Regions from separate parts of the Homo sapiens genome. Here region 1 is linked to region 2. The links are chromatin contacts, found by Hi-C in ENCODE. All regions are on one chromosome and are shown on one strand. The core of a region is the stretch at or near the end of the contact, and the rest is flanking DNA. Distances in the headings are between cores, read along the strand shown. Region 1 overlaps LINC00693 (long intergenic non-protein coding RNA 693). Region 2 holds the start of LINC00693 (long intergenic non-protein coding RNA 693).

The links. A loop is a pair of places that touch in the nucleus more often than their neighbours do.
Region 1: a map of gastrocnemius medialis shows a loop between it and region 2 (2.0-fold over the local background). The contact joins the enhancer-like site here to the promoter of LINC00693 in region 2. A Hi-C loop is called at or near these places in 2 of 168 maps with a recorded cell type or tissue (cardiac septum and gastrocnemius medialis).

The regions. Positions count from the first base shown.
Region 1 is chr3:28,745,543-28,748,713 of GRCh38, reverse strand. All of the region lies in intron 2 of LINC00693 (long intergenic non-protein coding RNA 693), which reads right to left. Among named protein-coding and RNA genes, the nearest start is that of LINC00693, 170 kb to the right of the region's middle. Within about 2 kb of position 1,498, at least 2 of the 41 ENCODE cell types and tissues checked have a DNase peak (open chromatin) inside an H3K27ac peak, as active enhancers do; they include gastrocnemius medialis, where a contact is called at or near this core.
Region 2 is chr3:28,573,569-28,577,181 of GRCh38, reverse strand. LINC00693 (long intergenic non-protein coding RNA 693) reads right to left here and starts at 1,904. Exons shown (of 5, transcript NR_038840.1): 1 at 1,807-1,904; 2 at 686-909. LOC107986012 (protein transport protein SEC31-like) reads left to right here and starts at 855. Exons shown (of 3, transcript XM_047449399.1): 1 at 855-1,829; 2 at 3,170-3,222. The coding sequence starts at 855. The coding sequence ends at 1,445.

The DNA of each region.
Region 1 (3,171 bases), core at 249-2,748, 170 kb before region 2:
TTTAGAGGTACTACTAATCATCATGAGCCCCATGCCCACCATCCCAGTGCTGTCAGTCTTATCCTTTAAAAATACAGGAGACCTAGTATAAAACCTCCAGTGCTTGTTGGCAACTGCCCACCTCTTTGACCTAGGTGAGTTGAAGGAAGGACATGCTGACCCATTGCATCTCCAATAGCACCCAGCTCTCATTCTTCTGAAATGTTTCCTGTGATGTGTCAGGACTTCATGCCACAGATAAAGTAGATGCTTCATAATCCACAATGTGGCTAAACTACCCACTATTCCCAGTATGGTTTGCAGCTGAAACATGTCTAGTGGATCACAGGGAATCCTAACTTAGGGCAGCCATCACAATCTGAATCCTTGTACCCCAAGTTGCTCCTCGTTTTCTGTCTGGTTCAACTGGTCTCCCAGATCTTTTTCCCTATGCCACTTGAGGCATACTCCTTTGAGGAACTTGCATAAGGATGCTTTTTGTACTGGTTTGAATGTTATCTATCATTACTTTTGGGTCTTTATAGACACTGGCTTCCTAAATGTTCAAAATCCCTTTCTCCTTTCCAAACCATTTTTCTCACTAATATGTGTGAATGTAGCAGAGAATGTTGGTCCCTTACTGTATCCCTCAGGTCTTACAAAGACCAGCCTTGAAACTGCCATTAACTGCATCTCTTTGCATGAGGTTTGTTTTGTTTTGTTTCTCGAGAAACTATTCTGTCCAGGTATGGTGATCTATGAATATCTGGGTATTAACTCACCTTGAGAGGAGTCCTCAACCAGTTACTGATAGGAGTCCAGGGCAAATGTTCTAAATTATTTCCCAGAATTTTTTCATAGGCTTTAGCTCTAGCTGTGCACAGTCATAGCTGGCTCCATATCATACCCTTTGTTGTCTGCCTTACTTTTCCTGTCATTCTTTCCCTCTCTTCTTACTGGCATTTGCTATACCTCCCAAATAAACTACTTGCTCTCAAGTCCTTGTCTCAGGGTCACTTCTGGGGGACTAAAACTAAGCCAATAGAAAACTACCTTTTTCTAATTCTAGTCACTTCAGTCATTTCAGAAATGCCTTAACTTTATGTACATATAGATATATGTATACATAAATATGTATTTCCAGTCTATGTCAATTGAATTTATAAATAACTATATATATATATATATATATGCAGCTGACATTTAAGTTTTTATATATTTTGTTGTGTGCTGGTTTTGTCTTTCCTGTAAGTTGATAAGATGCTCAAAGGCCAGGAGTGCAGCACCTCCTTCTTCTATAATTTTACACGATGCCTGGTGTGATGCTCCACAGAGTGAATATTCATTTAACCAGGGCTGAGAGACAAGGGGCCATGGAGGTCAGGTCTGTTTGTCCTGCGGGCTTGTCAAGGGTGAGAAATCTCCTAAGATAAAAAAATTGTGATGCTGTTTCCAACCCTTTGAAGGATGAACCTGGAAGCCTAAAATGAGAGCTGGCCCTGAGACAGGGCACCAAGTCAGAACATCAGTCCTGTGGCACATGCTATGCCCTCCAGGCCACTGGGACATGAAATCCTGTGTAATCAGATACGTTCTCTTGACCTGTTTCTGAGTGACAGTCCAGTTTGGGGTGAACTGGGCTACATGAGCTAGACAGACCAATGTGAGGCCCATTTCTGGGAGAACTTTCCTAAAAACCCTGGGCCTTTGCTGCAAATCAATAGAATTATTAAATATCTCAAAGCATATTACAGAACAGGGTGCTAATAGGTGAGGGTCCAATATAGGTAAAGAAGAGGTCCTACTTTGACCCACCTTACACTCCAGAAGTGAAATATTTATGGGGTACTTAATAGCGGTGAGCGATGAGTAATACTAATGCCACTAACCGCAAATACCTTATTTTTGCTTAGGCCTCTCATCTCCCTCTTGGGCCAGGAGGACTTTATGGCATTTCCACTTGTCTATTTCCCTTCCTAACTAGAATAAAGGCTAATTTATCAAACATTCTAAACCTGGAATCTTTATTAACTAGCTCCCCCAGGACACAAAGATTCTAAAGGACCTTCTGAATCAAACAAAGGTGAAATGACACTCGGTGTTATTTCAGAGTTGAGTATTTTGTTGCATTATTTCTAAGCCTTTTACAACTGACAATCCAGATAAAGTATTGATTAAACAGATCACTCTGCATCCTCAACTTGGCTGCTAACAGAGTTCACTGTAATATAGTTTTGGCCCTTGTTGGTTGAGTCTAGTGCCTCAAGAGCAAATTACCACCGAAGACCTCACACACTCAGCACCTCACAGAAACCTTGCCGTGACTCCAGGTGCGTGGGGCAGGCCTGCCCACAGAATGCAGCCTCCCACAAGCTGTGAGATTCTAAAAGAACTTTTCTAAGGCTTTTTCTGAGGAAAGCACACCAACATATGGCTTTATATGAATCCTGCTGATTGAGGAAACTTTAGATTCTACAGAAGCTTTCTAAAAATAATTCCAATTTGAATAGAAAGTCGAGTCCTTTACAGAGCCCAGACTGTTTTGTTCTCCCATCACATGGGAACTTGAAGAGGCCACAACAATGACAAGCAGACAGAGCAATGTGTAATTCATCCAGAAATGAACTGCCAACAGAATTACAAACAGCTGTCACAATGGCTGGGATAAAAGCCAGAATTAAGAAGGGCATGGAAGGGAAGCACAATAATAACCAGAGACCTCTAAGCACCAAATGTGAAGGCACACAGAACATATTCTCGTGACCTTCCTCTAACTTCCACCTCCATCCACGCAGAATGCTTCATCTGACAGTCAGATAAATTCACTTAGAAAATAAATCATCATTTACATACAATGTATTGAAAATAGACACGAGCCAGAACAACCAAGTTTCAGAGTAAAGTACTAGAAGAGCTGATCAATTCAAAAGTGTTTTGCACATTCTTTAGAGAAGAAATTTGCCGCTAAATTTTCTCATATATGCATGAGAGATGCAATACCAAGGAATGTTTAATTATACTCACCTTCAAAGCTACATGTCTACTGAAAGAAAACTGTGGCAAAATAGAAAACAGGAAACACATTCCATAAGGCTGATTCACTCTCTGGGATTTTTACATGTAGGAGTGCCATTATCGCATAAAAATGGTATCTTGTGTTGCCAACAATATTACCCATACATACGGAAGACT
Region 2 (3,613 bases), core at 655-3,154:
ATTCAAGCCATTTCTTACTAGAATCCAATTACCTGAAGAACTCCTCTTTCCACAGCAAGTAGCAGCTATCCCCCGGTCTACAATGACACAGCAGGGCTGCAAAAGATTTGTAGGGCTCATCTGCTGCCAGGCACTTGATCCCTGCCCTCCTAGAAGGAGGATGCCAGGTCAGGAGGAGGACCTCCAGCTTAGAGCGGGGTTAAGCAGGGCACTCCATTCTGCAAATGAGCCAAACTTTGCTCCCATTGTTATCTTTAGGTTGATGTCACCACCCTCCAAGGAGTCTCAGAAGCCACTTGGCAGCTCCTAAAGAAATGTTTCTCTTAGACCCATATCATCCAAATAAGCCTCAGTTAGACTGCGAGGGCAAGCAAAGGTCTCATCACTGCTCTACTGAGGTGCTGTGCTTGCCCAGAGCATCACACCGCATGTACCAGACGACTTTTCTCTGCACACACCGCTGAACACTGAAACCAGGACAGACTTCTGCACATACCCTCCAGTTCGGAAAGTCACTATCGCCCATGGATTCCCTTAAATCTTAAGCCTTCTTCACATCTGCCACCCCCACCCCCACACAAACCAGGGAAGGGGGTTGGGGAGCGGAGGGGTTAAAGTGACAGCCACGACAGCAACTCCTTGGTTTTGTTCAAAAGGTATCACAGCGCCAACACTGTGGACCTACCTTGCTCTCTCCTTTCTCGCCGTTGGGTCTCGTCTCGGGATCGTCGCTGTCCTCAGCGCCTGCACTCTCGCCGGGCAGTTCATCCTGAGCCAGCTGCTGAGGCGGCGGCTGGGGCTGGGGCGGCTGTGGCGGCGCCTGGCAGGCTCCGCCAGCCCCCTGGGAGCGGGGGATGGGCTCCGGGCGCGGAGAAACTCCCTCAACATCCATCTCCATCTTCCCATTCACTGGAGGGCAAGACAAAAGCGGAGTGGAGACTTGGCAGCGGCGCCCGGCAGCTACTCAGCTGCCCGTGGCACGCATGGCTCGCCGAGGAGGGGCCGCCTCCCGCGCGCCCTCCCTTCTGCCACCCTTCGCCCCCGCTCCCCGCAGCTCCGCTCGCCTGCTTGGCTCCGGCCCTGGCGGCGTCTGGGCCGGGGTGCGCGAGGAGCGGGTGGCCGCGTGTCCTTGGAGCGCTGGCCTTCAGGCGCCCCCGGCAGTCCCGCTAAGCAGAGCGCATCCCGGCGGCGGCGGCGGCGGCGGCGGCGGCGCCTCCCAGCCGCGCTCCCAGCCTCAGGGCCGCTTGGGTACTTGCTCTCCAGCCCGGCCCACGCTCCTAGCCGCTTTCCAGCGTCTCTTGGGGCCCCTTGGCGTTTCTCCTCCCTACCAACCTTCTGAACAAAGTTGCTGGAAGAACCAACCTGGTCGCCGGGCTTTGCCCGGCGAAGCTGGCAAGAATAGGGACTCTCAGGTGCAAGTGAAATCTACCTTCCCCGCCCGCTGACCAAGCGCCGACCCTCAGCCTTACCCCCTCCCCAACGCAAAGGAGCCAAGGAAAGGAGGGATCTCCGACCTGTGCGAGGTGGTGGCGGCGAGGACTAGAAAGAGAGGAGCGTGCGGAGGGCTGGTGCGCCCACCCCCAACCCCAGGTGACCCCCGCCTCCGCGCTGGCCCTGGTCCCCTCCCTCTCCCGGCCGAGCGCGCCTCCGGGGTCAGTCCCTCCGGGCTGCGCGTGTGTGTATCCCAGAGCTCCGCTCCGGGGTCTGTTCTGCCGCTGGCGGCTCCGCGCCGCACAGCCCTGCACTAAAGAACTGGAGTAGAGAAGGAGAAGCCAACGGCAAATTCCGGGCAGGAAGTCGACCTACCCTTGCCTCTGGCCAGGTCGCAGGTTAGAACCGGGAAGGGGTGGGGCCCCTCGGGGACAGCGAGGACGCGAGTCTCGCGGCGCGCCGGAGTTTGGCGTAAAGGTCGGCAACAGAGGGTCGATGGGGTAGGAGGAAGGAGAAGCGAGAAGTCGCTGCCAGGCATTTACTGCAATGTGCCCGGGGCGGGCGCCAGCTGGGCGCCGTCTCTTTTTGGTGGTGAGTTCTGTGCTGGAAGAGCGTCCTCAGCAGGGCAGGGCTCCACCAGGAGGCTTCGGTGGTGACCCCAGGGCAGGCAGTGCGTTGCGTCTATAAATTTAAATAGAGATGGCGAGGGTAGCCTTGGAAATTCTTAAATCAGGGTTCACCACTAGTCAGGTGAACAGGATGACTTCTCAATTTAACACCACTTGATCCTGGGTAGTAGCTTACAACTTCATGGGAACTGCCACTGCAACTCTGCACGTCCAGGAGGGACTTTCAAGCAGCTCTGGAGAGAAATGGCGGGTTATCAAGAACCTGTTCAATATTAAATAGAGCCCATTATTCTGGGCTTTGAATTCCATAATGCTCCCAAATGGATCAGCAGATTAATGAACTATTCATGCGTTTCTTGGCAGAGGATGGCTTTTTTCCCCTAGCATGTATCACAGATCACACTTGCTTGATGAAACTGGAAAATTGCATTGCTCATCCCATGAATGCTTTGCATTAACTTAAACACAACTTTTACATATCAAGACACACTGTCCCATTGATGCAGTTACACAAGAACACATCATTAGGTTGTATCCCTCAATGCTATCTTTTAATCTGACTCTGCATGTGTGACAGAAATTAATTGCCACTTTCATCAGTGTAGACAACCAATCTGGGTAATGCAATGTGAACAAGTTTTTGAAAAAGAAGAAAAAGTTTAGGGACCAAATTACCCATTCTCTTTTTCTTCAGATTTTCTAAAAATCAGATTTCAAGTTCGTTTTCTAAATTGGGAATTGTTGAAAATAGAGTGAGCTCCTCCCCAGTACCTGGTAATAAACCAACAATCATTATAGAACGTTTATAATGGTAAATTAGATTATATGTGTAATGTGCTTAGCAGAGTGTCTTTGTGCATATCGAGCACCTAACATTGTTATACCGAGAACAGTAAGATGATATATGTTCACACTGAGTGTTCATCTGAAGACCTTGATTTACAAAATAGAAGCTACCGGTTTAAATCACCTTTATTTAAATTTCCTAAAAGATATTTGGTATCTTTAGAGAATGAAGCCCCTTCTGAAGACAGGAAGAAAGTCAATAATATTTTGTGCAATAAAGGTTTGAATTTGTCAGGTTTTTGTTTTTTTTTTTTTCCCTACAGTGTAGCAATAAAAATCACATGTCAGTTCAGACAGCAGCAGGAATAGCTGACTGGTAAGTTATTATTCTTCCATGCTTGCTACTTCCAAAATACGTTTGTGAACTTCTTTCAAGGCTTAAATGAAGATTAAATCAAAATAAAGATACAATACTTCAATTAAATTTGTCCTAAATTTAGACATGTCCTTTTAAAGATTCTTATTGTTAAATGCAAATATTTCTCCTTTCTTCTGCCCCTCTATTTTTGGGGGACAGTTTTTTTTAAGCATCTGTCACAAGTAAATATGGACTCGGAAAATATATTACATTTCAAAACTGTTGATTGCACCTAATTATGCATGTAAATTGCTACTTCAAGCATGAAGACAGCTTGCAACATTTTGAAAATTTTGCCCTACTAGTCATCTGAGGTATTTGTGTTACTATTTTGCAGTTGCCTTAAATG